2 separate regions of the Homo sapiens genome follow, and region 1 is linked to region 2. Evidence: chromatin loops called from intact Hi-C (ENCODE). Cell type or tissue: PC-9. All regions are shown on one strand. Links, peaks and the distances in the headings refer to the core of each region. The heading gives the core; the rest is flanking DNA. Region 1 overlaps TMEM209 (transmembrane protein 209). Region 2 overlaps COPG2 (coat protein complex I subunit gamma 2).

Evidence for each region. Hi-C counts contacts between places; a loop is a spot of excess contacts. Peaks named below come from ENCODE experiments on the same cell type or tissue, not always from the same donor. Only the 100,000 strongest peaks of a DNase experiment are listed, where the experiment ranks them.
Region 1: it touches region 2 in a loop (5-fold over the local background); 1 of 110 quality-filtered maps calls a loop at or near these places.

The regions. Positions count from the first base shown.
Region 1 is chr7:130,179,606-130,186,019 of GRCh38, forward strand. TMEM209 (transmembrane protein 209) reads right to left here. Exons shown (of 15, transcript NM_032842.4): 7 at 5,587-5,762; 8 at 4,579-4,650; 9 at 2,018-2,114. Among named protein-coding and RNA genes, the nearest start is that of TMEM209, 23 kb to the right of the region's middle. RefSeq lists an enhancer at 3,429-3,548. In PC-9, for the core only: no CTCF peak of the experiment used is centred there; no DNase peak of the experiment used is centred there; H3K4me3 peaks cover 425 bases; H3K27ac peaks cover 315 bases.
Region 2 is chr7:130,557,122-130,563,136 of GRCh38, forward strand. COPG2 (coat protein complex I subunit gamma 2) reads right to left here. Exons shown (of 24, transcript NM_012133.6): 12 at 3,912-4,100. Among named protein-coding and RNA genes, the nearest start is that of COPG2IT1, 17 kb to the left of the region's middle. In PC-9, for the core only: a CTCF peak has its summit at 4,082 (motif pointing left); a DNase peak (open chromatin) is centred at 4,080.

The DNA.
Region 1 (6,414 bases), core at 843-4,842, 380 kb before region 2:
AAAACATTCCTATATGTGTCATGGTTGCTAGAGTACAAACTGGTAAAAGCTTTTTGGAGAGATGTGTATCTTCTAAGCCTTGAAATATATCCAGATGCATTGGCTCATGTCTGTAATCCTAGCACTTTGGGAGGCCAAAGTGGAGGGAGTGCTTGAGCTCAGGAGTACAAGACCAACCTGGACACCCCATCTCTACAAAAATACAAAAATCAGCCAGGTGTGGTGGTGTGTGCCTGTAGTCCCAGCTACTTGGATGCGGCTGAGGTGAGAGGATCTCTTGAGCCCAGGAGGCTGAGGCTGTAGTGAGCCATAATAGCACCACTGCATTCCCTCTTGGGCAAAAGAGCGAGACTCTGTCTAGAAAACAATAACAAAAATCTTAAAATATTCACACCTACTGACACACAAGTCTACTTCTAAGAAATTATCCTAAAGAAATAATTACAAATGTATACAAAGATTTAGGTAAGAGGATATGCACCGTAGCATTATTGGTAAAGGTAATTACTTAATAACTAAGTTATAGTATATATATTTTAGGCAATTTATATGGCACCCTAAAATTTTACCTTTAGCAGATAAGAGAGTTGAAAATAGGTGATGGAAAATTACTATTATTACATAGTCTTTATGCTTTATACAACTTTGTGATTAATATCTGCTAAGAGTCTTGGGCTTATATCTAGAATATATAAAGAAAACATCTACCACTCAACAAAAAGACAAATAACCAAATTTAAAAATGGGTAAAGGAATCAAAAAGACATTTCTTTTTTTTTTGAGACAAAGTCTCAAAGTCTCGAAGTCTCGCTCTTGCCCCCCAGACGATCTCGGCTCACTGCAACCTCCGCCTCCAGGGTTCAAGCGATTCTCCTGCCTCAGCCTCCCGAGTAGCTGGGATTATAGGCGCCTGCCACCATGCTCGGTTAATTTTGTATTTTTAGTACAGACGGGGTTTTCACCATGTTGGCCAGGCTGGTATTGAACTCCTGACCTCAGGTGATCCGCCCACCTCCGCCTCCCAAAGTGCTGGGATTATAGGCGTGAGCCACCGCGCCCGGCCAAAAAAGACATTTCTAAGAAGATATACAAATGACTGATAAACACATGAGATGTTCAACATCAGTAGTCATCATGGAAATGCAAATCAAAACCAAAATGAGACATCATTTCACGCCTACTGCAGGATGACTATAAAACATATGACAAGTGTTGCAAGGATGTGGAGAAAGCAGAACCCCATACACGCTGGTGGGAATGTAAAATGGTGCAGCTAGGTGCTTTAGAAGAGTCTGGCAGTGCCTCAAAAGGTTAGTCAGAGTTACCATACAGCTCAACAATTCCACCCCTAGGTATATACCCAGGAGAAATGAAAACATAGGTCCAATATAAACACTTGTACGTGACTGTTCACAGCAGCATTATTCATAAGAGCCAAAAAGTGAAAACCACCTAAATGTCAATCAACTGATGAATGAATAAGCAAAGTGTAGTAGATCTATTTTGAATATTATGCAGCAATAAAGAAAATGATGTAATGATAAATTCTACAACATGGACAAACTTTGAAAGCATTATGCTCAGTGAAAGAAGCCAGTCACAAAGTCATGTTCATATTCTGTGATTCCATTCATATGAAATATCCACAACAGGCCTATCTATAGAGACAGAAAATAGACTGGCACTTGCAAAGGACTGGGAGAAATGTATAGAACAGGGGGTGACTGGTAAAAGGTGGAGAGTTTCTTTTTCAGGTGATGAAATGCTTTAAAACTGACTATGGTGATGGTTGCATAACCCAAGACTTTGGACTGTACATTTTAAATGGGTAAATTATATGGTAGCTAAATTACATCTTGATAAAGCTGTCACGTTAAAAAAAAATCAAACTAGATTATAGACATTTGGGGTTTTTCACCCCAAGGTAACAAAATAAGTTAAGCCGTCCATTACAAGAAGTTTTCCACTTGGTAGATTTACTAATAGAAATCCAACACTGGGCTCTGTTTTCACATACCTCCTATCTGTAGCTCTGGACAACCCATTCGTCTCATCTGTGTGCTGACAGACTCAATCTCTTGAACAAGTGGCACTAATATTGTCTCATTGATCCACTAGAAGAAATAAGGTACAGATTTTGGATACATAATTCCCAAGTAGCTGTCAAATAATTACTTTCTTTTTTACAAGCAACTCTAAGAATTTTTTTTACTATCTTATAGTTGAATATTAAAAGAATCATAAAGTATAGTGAAAGAGAATGAAAGTAATAGCTACCCGAAATCAAGAGATGGTTAAATAAATATGCCACTGGAGTGTAAATTAACTAACTTACATTCCTTTTTTTTTTTCGAGATGGAGTTTCGCTCTTGTTGCCCAGGCTGGAGTGCAATGGCGCAATCTCAGCTCACTGCAACCTCCACTTCCCAAGTTCAAAGGATTCTCCTGCCTCAGCCTCCTGAGTAGCTGGGATTACAGGCACCTGCCACCACGCCCAGTTAATTTTTTGTATTTTTAGTAGAGACGGGGTTTCACCATGTTGGCCAGGCTGGTCTTGAACTCCTGACCTCAGGTGATCCGCCTGCCTCAGCCTCCCAAAGTGCTGAGATTACAGGCGTGAGCCACTGCGCCTGGCAACTAAATTACATTCTTAAATAACATGTTTTTATTTTTTTTCCTGAAAAAAAAATATAAAACTTTTAGCTATATGTTAAATTTTTCTTAAAATTTTCTGATTATTATGTTTAGCTAAAAGGATAATCTTCAGTTTACATTTGTAGGGTAACTATTCACACATTTATTAATGTAGTGTTTATATTGGTTTGCAATCAGTAAGATAGTTTTTCAAACTAACATAACTGCCTAACTCTCAGCAGGCTCACCCAATTCCCTAACCATGTGGAAAAACAGAGACTTATTACATTTGAAACTGGCTTTTGAATATTACAATATTACTTTAGGACTGGGACTTTCAAATGCCTTTTCCATGGCTAATATAAAACTAATGCTGGGATGTGAAAAGACTAAGGATACATCCCATCTGGTTTGTGTGTTATTATTTTGTGTATGTGTTTGTAGCAACTTCAATTACCACTTCTGTTTCCATGCTTTTGTTTATCCATAAAATAAAAGGATGAAAAAATGTTTCCAATGAAATACAATATTATAAACAACTGAAACAAAAACCTTCTGGGAACTTAAAAGATTTCTTGTAATCCATGTAAGGAAGCAAATTTTGATATACTGGCAAGACTTGAACTGAATTCACATGAAGCTATTTATAGGCTTTATCCCACTGAGTGTGACTATTCATATGTTTTTCTGCAGAAGTATTAATGTGGTTGATTACTGAGTGTTAACTAGACTCTGGTGTTATAAATTATACGGTACAGGTATACATGTATTGCTTAAAAAAATCCAAAAACTCTAAATTTTATAGCACATGGTCACCTAGGGACTTCAGATGAGGAAATGTATTTGTATTTCTTCTAAGTAGCTAATACTCTGTCTGACTAAGACTTCATATTTTAAACATGTTAGCATTTTTAGACTAGCCTATAACAGAAACTACAACAAACTCCAGTTTCAGGAGATGATTTGACTCATTCATCCTTCCAACATTTACTACATGCATCTTAATTTGCCAGCTGTGACAAATGGTACAAAAGAGTACAGCTGTACTCTTTGGCTGTAACAAAATTACCTAACGTGTCCCAGAGAGAGGTCTAGGCCCCACCCTTATAAATTCTAATTGAGTAAGTCTAGGATTGGGTTCAGGAATTATCCATAAAATGCCATCCAGGTTTCTGTTTCAATAAAGTAGGCTACCATTTTTTGCCCCTCTATTTTGATGCCCTATTTAAATAAGAGTAAAAGGATAAAAAATGAGCACAAGTGATTTCAAAATAGTTCTAGAAGATGCAGAGTGGATGGATGAATGTTGAAGGATGAAACAACAGAAGTAGTAGCCCCTTCAGAGCTAAGTGGAGCTCCGTATAGTGGAAGGGGAAGTCCATATGCCTAACAGAACCCAGAACACACAGGTACTAGAGAAGGTGGGAGGAAGACGTGGAGTTGGAAATAGGGAACTCACTCACTCTGTATATGGAAAAGTTGGCCCAAGATTAGAGGGTTCTTCTCTAGAAAAACAGAAATCATAATCTACTTTGAAATAGCTTCAAGCATATGTTGTCTTATCTCTCTAACTCTTTAAGTTTTCTGAGGGCAAGGACCTCATTTTTGTTTCCCCTCACAATTCTAGGTAAATAAAAGGCTCCAATAGAAAAGCTCTTTGGAAAATAAAACTGAGAACTGAAAAGGGAGGATCTCAATAACTAAACATATTATTCCTTTATCTTCTCAAAACATAACAATTCACTAAATATGGAGGAAGAAAAAAATCTCATGAAAATAAATACCATATAGTAACAGTCATGTTTATCCTTATATATGTACCATTCATACTGTACCTTTATAACTAATATTCTAATTTATAATGAACTCTAAATGATATTCTAATAACATGCTTTGCATATTAAGAGGCACTAATATTGTCCAAAGAGTAATGTCAGAACTTACATTTCTAAATTTAGCTGTCCATGAATCCATATGATCAAGAAGTTGTCTATTCATAGCCACTCTTGCCCAGACCTATAAAAATTCATGTTTAAAATGAACAATCAGTGAGGAAAAATCTTGATAGAAATCATCATTCTTTCTCCCATCCTAAAAAATATTTAATGAACTTTGAAAAAAAATTTCCCAAACATCAATATTCATCTAATTAATATTCAGTAATTTTCTTATTACTCACTTATAAATGCTGTTCACACACAGATTTATCTTTAAAAGTTCCTTACATTGGTATGTGTAAAGAACATTTTTCTTGCTTTTTTTTTTTTTTTTGAGATGGAGTCTCTCTCTGTTGTCCAGGCTGGAACACAGTGACGCAATCTTAGCTCACTGCAACCTCTGCCTCCCAGGTTCAAGCAATCCTCCCGCCTCAGCCTCCTGAGTAGCTGGGACCACAGGCACACGCCACCATGCTGGGCTAATTTTTGTAACTTTAGTAGAGACAGGGTTTCACCATGTTGGCCAGATGGTCTCAATCTCCTGACCTCGTGATCCACCCGCCTCTGCCTCCCAAAGTGCTGGGATTACAGGCGTGAGCCACTGTGCCCAGCCCATTTTTCTTGCTTTTAAGAACAAAATAAAAATTCCATATTTGGTATTAAAGTGACGAAATTACTGACAAATATTCTAATCCAAATATATTTTAAAAGCAAGACTTCTGTATGTGTTAAGTACAATTATATACCTGAGAGCCTTTTTATAATCAATGTAAAAATATGTTTCAGGCAGGGCGCTAAGGTGAACTGTGTGTCACAGAGTAAAATGTATGATATAATTTAGTTTTTAGTTTTAGGCACACAAAGTAAGACAGGAGCTTTCCCACTGCCTAATGTGTGCCAGATTTACATTTCTGTCCAACAGAATGGAAGATTACAGAAAAAATGTTCCAGAAGTAGAAGACTTTCTAACAATGCATAAATCATAAATATTAAGTCACTTTTATTTTCCACTTACCTCTTCTGCGGCTTGTTTAGAGCTGAGATCGGCTTCATCTTTGTTAGCACATGGGGCCTGAGACCTACAGGCAAGCTGATACTGAAACTTCTTTAAAGTTTGTGCATAATCCCCCATAGAACGACTATAGTTCCAGAAAGTAGGACTGCTGGAAGGAGAGGTAGAATCTGGGCTCCCTACAATTGTTAAGATAAACAGTATCAGTGTGTTGTAGCAATTCTGACATCTACAGTTAACACTTATATCTAGGCAATGGCAATCCAGGAATCAGAAGACCAACCCTCAAGGAGATTCTCTTCTCCCCAACATAATTTTCTCTTTAGAGATCACAGTCTGCTTGTGATTAAAAATTTTAAATAGTATTTTCTGAGCCATATCAATTTAACAGTCATAAAAACAATAAGCAGTCAAAGGCATCTGTCTAGTTCTGTTGAAAAGTTAAGCTCGTTTCATTCTCTAAGACTTTTAAATCATTTAGTAAGAAACAAACAAAAGACAAATTTCTTTAGGAAATAAATAGGCCAAGCAAGTTCTTTATTTGAAATTTCTAGAAGCTCTTTCTAAAAGGGATAACTATAGCCTCCTACTAAAAGATTACTCTCCTGGTAACAAGCTAAACTTATTTGTCCCTGTACTTCACTGTGTTTTACTTAACAGCCTGTGGTAATTCCTGAGTTGTACTAAAAGACTATCTGATGGTTATCCTTCTAAATTTATAAATTTACTTTTAAGAAATGTAAAAAAAAGTTCTATTTAGGAATGTACTCCTACAGAGGCCTCTGAACCAGGATATTAATCACACTTCCGGGTTATAGTTTTTGTCTGTTT
Region 2 (6,015 bases), core at 1,939-5,938:
ATGAATAATAAAACTAACTCGATAATTCACCAAGGTAGCAGGATATAAAATTAACATGCAAAACCAGTAATATTCATATACATAAATGATAACCAGGTAGAAGATAAAATGGAATAAAAAACATTTATAATAGCAATGAAAAAGGTAAGTTATTTAGAAATAAGCATTTTAAAACCATTCAAAACTAATATAAAAATATTTTTTATAAAACATTCTTGAAAGGCATAAAAGCAGATTTGAACAAATTAAAAGACATCCTTGTTCTTAGGATGTTCCAACATCATCAGGATATGTATTCTCCCCTAACTTATGAATTTAACGTGATCCCAACAGAAAATGTCAACAGGGTTTTTTATGAAGCTAGACAACTTGATACTAAAGTTCATTAGAAAAATAAACATGTGGCTGGGCATGGTGGCTCATGCCTGTAATTCCAGCACTTTGGGAGGTCGAGGCGGGTGGATCACCTGAGGTCAGGAGCTCGAGAACAGCCTGGCCAACGTGGTGAAACCTCGTCTCCACTAAAGATATAAAAAATTAGCTGGGCATGGTGGCGGGTGGCGGGTGCCTGTAATCCCAGCTACTTGGGAGGCTGAGGCAGGAGAATCGCTTGAACCTGGGAGGGGGAGGTTGCAGAGTGAGCAGAGATCACGCCGTTGCACTCCAGCCTGGGCAGCAAGAATGAAACTCCATCTCAAAAAAAAAAAAAAAAAAAAATCATGCAAGAATAGCCAGGAAAACAATGAAAATAAAGAACTATGATGGAGGGCTAAGCATCCTACAAAGCTTCTATATTTAGAACAGAGTATAGCAGTAGTATATGAATAAACAGACCAATATATAAGTAGAAAAGACACTCCAGAAACAGACTCAAGTACATACGCAACTTTTTTGAGTTTGTATGAACATACAAACTCAAGTACATATGATAAAGATGATGTCTGAAATTACTGGGGCAAAGACGGTCTTAAAAATTTTCTTTCAGCTTTCCCGTCTACAGAAAAAATTAAAATAATTTTTTTTTAGATAAGGTAATGTGGTTTGGATCTGTGCCCCCAACCAAATCTCATGTTGAATTGTAATCGCCAGTGTTGGAGGTGGGGCCTGGTGGGAGGTGACTGGATCATGGGGGCGGATTTCCCTGCTGGTGCTGTTCTTGTGATAGTAAGTTCTTGTGAGATCTGGTCATTTAAAAGTGTGTAACACTCCTCCACACCCCCCTTGGTCATGCTCCTGCCATGTAAGACGTCTGCTCCTGTTTTGCCTTCCACTGTGAGTAAAAGCTCCCTGAGGCTGCCCCAGAAGCAGATGCTGCCATGCTTCCTGTTCAGCCTGCAGAACTGTGAGCCAATTAAACCTCTTTTCTTTATAAATTACACAGTCTCAGGTGTTTCTTTATAGTAGTGTGACAACATACTAATACAGAAGATCTTGCTCTGTTGCCCAGGACAGAGTGCAATATGATCACAGCTCACTGCAGCCCCAACCTCCCAGGCTCAAGTGATCCTCCCACCTCAGCCTCCCAAGTAACTGGGATTATAGGTGTGCACCACCATGTCTGACTAATTTTTGTATTTTTTTGTAGAGACAGGGTCTCACTATGTTGCCCAGGCTGGTCTTGAACTCCTGGACTCAAGCGATGCCCCTGCCTTGGCCTCCCAAAGTGCTGGGATTAAAGGTGTGAGCTACCACACCTGGCTTTAAATAGAATTTTGGGGGGCAACTAACTGTGTAGTCAATGGAAAAGGATAAGATTGAATCTGTTTATAGCATATATAATAAAAAAATTCAATGGACCAGAGATCTAAATGTAAAATATGAAACTATAAATGTATTAGAAGAGAACATGAGTGAATTACTCTAAAATTTGAAGGGAATATAATTTTTAATTATGAATTCAAAGTCAAATAAAATAAAAGGTTGGCAAATATGACTACCTAAAAAAAATAACACTTTTGCATGTCCAAAGACATCATAAGAAAAGTCAAAAGACAAATGACAAACCGGGAGAAGATATTCATAACATCTTTCACAGATAAAGAGCTAATATCCTGAATATACAAAAAAATTAAGGAAACAAAAGACTAAAAATCCTAAAGAAAATGCGGAAAATGCAGCCTACCCAACCCATTGCAGCTTCTGCCAACACCAACATAAGACTGCTTGTGTCCCTGTAGGTTGCTCCAACATCACTACTGCCCATCACCCACACCACCCCAGCTGCCAGGGGCCGGAGAACCCACTCACACACTGAGCTCACTGCTCTCAGTATCTCTTTCTAGCAAGCCACCTTGAGGCCCAAGGATAGCCCTCTAGTACCCACAAACACTGGAGCCAGTGTAAGCTGGGCCTAAAAATAGGCACATTTGGTGTACTGCTGCCACTACTGGAGCCCAAAGACTGACTGACTATGTGTCCAGATCCCCAGCTAAACTTCACCACAACCTCAACTAATGCCTGTACCCTAAGTCACTGAGGAATCATAGAGACCACTGACCCTGTGTACTGCTCAAGAGGTCATACGAAGATCCCACTACCACAGGCACTCAAAATCAAAGCCAAGGTATCTTAATAACAAATACACGTCTTTAGCAAAAAACTCACTCCTACAAATGCAATTTGAAAAAACTAGAACAGCAACTGCTACACCAGATGCACAAAACTGTCTGCTTGAATACATGGGTAAAGTTTGTTTTTTAAAAGTCTGGATGCATACTAAGTAGAGAGTAAATAGGGTTAGTTATATTACTTGACTGAGTATAAAAAAAGAATGAAGCAATAAAATGTTTCTACTTTTATTCTTTTAACTGAAATTTATTTATTTATTTTTTTAAAATCATCTCTGACATACTCTCACCAGTTCTATTCAACCCTGTTCTGGAAGTACTTTTTTAATTAGGCAAGAAAAACAAAGGAAAGGCATTTGGATTGGATATAAAGAAGTAAAACTGCCTCTATTCACAAATGGCACAATTATTTATATAGATAATCTCAAGGAATACGTATAATGATGACTAGAACCAGTAAAAGTACTCAGCAAGGTTACAGGATACCAAGTTAATATGGAGAAGTATTTTTTAAAAGTTTTTCATTAATAGTAAACAATAAAATAAAAATTTTAATAAAATATCAAAAGCATAAAATATTTAGATATAAATTTAACAACAGATTTGCAAGACCTCTAGAGTAAACACTACAAAACACTGCTCAGAGAAATTAAAGAAGATCTAAAGGGAGAGATATACCATATTCATGAAATAGAAAAATAATGTTAAGATGTCAGTTCTCCCCAAATTGATTTATAGATTCAACACAATCCCAGTCATAATCCTAGCAGGCTTGTTTAGTAGAAATTGATAAATTGGTCCTAAATTTCATAGGAAATGCAAAGGAACCAGAATATTAAAAAAGAAAAAGTTGGAAGACCGCACTACTTAAGAGGTACCATAATGCTACATTAATCAATATTAGTGTGGTACTGGTACTGGATTGACAAACAGTTCAGTAACATAATACAAAGCCCAAAAATATACCTAAAATATATGGGTATTTGCTTTGTAGACAAAGGTGCCAAAGCACTCCAACAGGGAAAAGGAAGTCTTTCCAACAAATTATGGTGGAATACAGTAGATATAGGTATGGAAAAAATACTGAACTTACCAAACAAACAGTAATTCAAGTTGGATCATTGCCTAAAATGTAAAATCTAAAACCATAAAGCATTTAGCCTAAAGCATGAGAAAACAAGTAGATAAAGGTTTCTTAGGGAACAGTAATAACTATGAAAGAAAAAAATTGATAAATTAGACTTCATAAAAATTTAAAACTTCTGCTTCTCAAATGATACCGTTAAGAAAATAAATAGGCAGCCAACAGACTGGGAGAAAATATGATCATGTTTAAACTCTTACCTTGAACTCATCTGAGATTTCAGACACAAAAGAAGATATCTGCTTCATGAGCCGGTCCACACTGCTCTCACTTCCTGTTTTGAGGAGTGTAGTAATGGCTAAGGTAGCAATGCTTCTGTTTGAGTCTGTGATTAAGTTTTCTAAGTCCAGATTGCAGGCAGTAACAGCAGAGGGGTGCTTCATTGCCACCTTGTGGAAGGGCAAGAAAAAAAATTAAGCAAATTGCTTTTGATAAAGGCCAGAACTTAAATTTTAATTGAGGTAAGTGGCAATCCAAAGAGGACAGGATAAGTTAAAAGTAATTGCTTCAAAAACAAAAAGAATGGCTCCAGTTAACAAGGTATATCTTTTAATAAATGATCAACGGCCAGAGTATAGCATCGTACTCTCTTTTGTTAGGTTCCTCTAACCTTTCTAACATTACCATTTTTAAAAAATTATAATTGGCCTGTATTTCCTTATAGTACGTGTGTTCATATACGTCTATTCTATTAGATGTTAGGAGTACTGACAACAGGATCTAGCATAGTAGTCAGTGCTCGACAAAGACTGTTAATATCTTATCAGTTAAAAAATACTGCTGCATTTCAAGACGCAAACTCCAGCCAAACTGCATTATCTATGGTTACTACATGGTCTGCCATTCTCCTGCATCCTTGTTTTTGTTGATGTTGTCCCACCTCTTTGTCTATCCCAATATTGGTATGGAATCCCTTACCCACAATTTGGAAAATCTGAAAACACTCTGGAAAGCAGAGCACTGGGATGAAAATCCATTTAACAGCAAAACATGACCCAAACTAATGCGAAACTCTTTAATTCTTAATTTATACCACTTGACAAGGATAGTCATATGTTTTGTGCAAAAATATTAATGTTTTTTAATGGTGGGATGCTGCCCCAGGCCCACTGGGGTTAGTAAATAAGAGATAACACCATATAACCTTTCTAAAATTTAACTAAAAGCAAATTCTGAGACACATCTGGCCCCAAGATTAGAGATGAGGGATTGTAGACCTGTATCAACTCTTTAAAAACAATTTAGGCCAGGCTTGGTGGCTCATACCTGCAATCCCAGCACTCTGGGAGGCCGAGGTGGGCAGATCACCTGAGGTCACGAGTTTGAGAGCAGCCTGGCCAACATGGCGAAACCCTGTCTCTACTAAAAATACAAAAATTAGCCGGACGTGGTGGCAGGTGCCTGTGATCCCTGCTATTTGGGAGGCTGAGGCATGAGAATCGCTTGAACCTGGGAGGCGGAGGTTGCAGTGTGCCAAGATCGTGCCACTGCACTCTAGCCTGGGAGACAAAGTGAGACTCTGTCTCCAAAAAAAATAAATAAATAAAAAACCATTTAAATTGTTGTTCTATAAAGGTTTCTTCCATGGCTGCTCTAAACTTCTCTTTTCTTCGACTGTTTACACAATTAATTTATAATTATGTATTGCCTATGACAAGTCTTCTATTACATTTAACTTTCATTTACATTTTCTATGCTTATTTAATTTATTCTGTGTTTCTGTATTATATCCTCTAAATCTATACTGTCTAATAACATAGCCAACAGCAACATGTGACTACCAGGCATTTGAAAGGTGGCTAATCCAAACTGAGTATGCTGTAAATGTAAATATACTGGATGTCAAAAACTTGAGATATGTAAAAATATCTATTACATGTTGAGATGACATATTATATGTATTATGATAAAATATACTATTAAAATTAATTTTACCTTAAAAATTTTAATGTGGTTATTATGAAATTTAATATTACATATGTGATTCACAGTGGGTTTCTACTGGACAGGGCTGCTGTAGACCAGCACTGTGCAAGAGAACTTTCTTCAATGACAGAAATGTTCAAGATCTGCACTGTCCAACAGCCACTGACCACATGTGGCTGTGAGTACAAGAAGTGTGACTCATGTGACTGAGGGTTGAATTTTTTATTTTAATTAATTTAAATTGAAATAGCCACTGGTGGCTAATGGCCACCATATTGGACAGTGTGGCTCTTGAATATAAAATGCTTAGAAGTCAGAAATGAGTTATAATCTTCAGCTAAATAATAATAAAAATGAGCATACTCAAGGCCACAAATA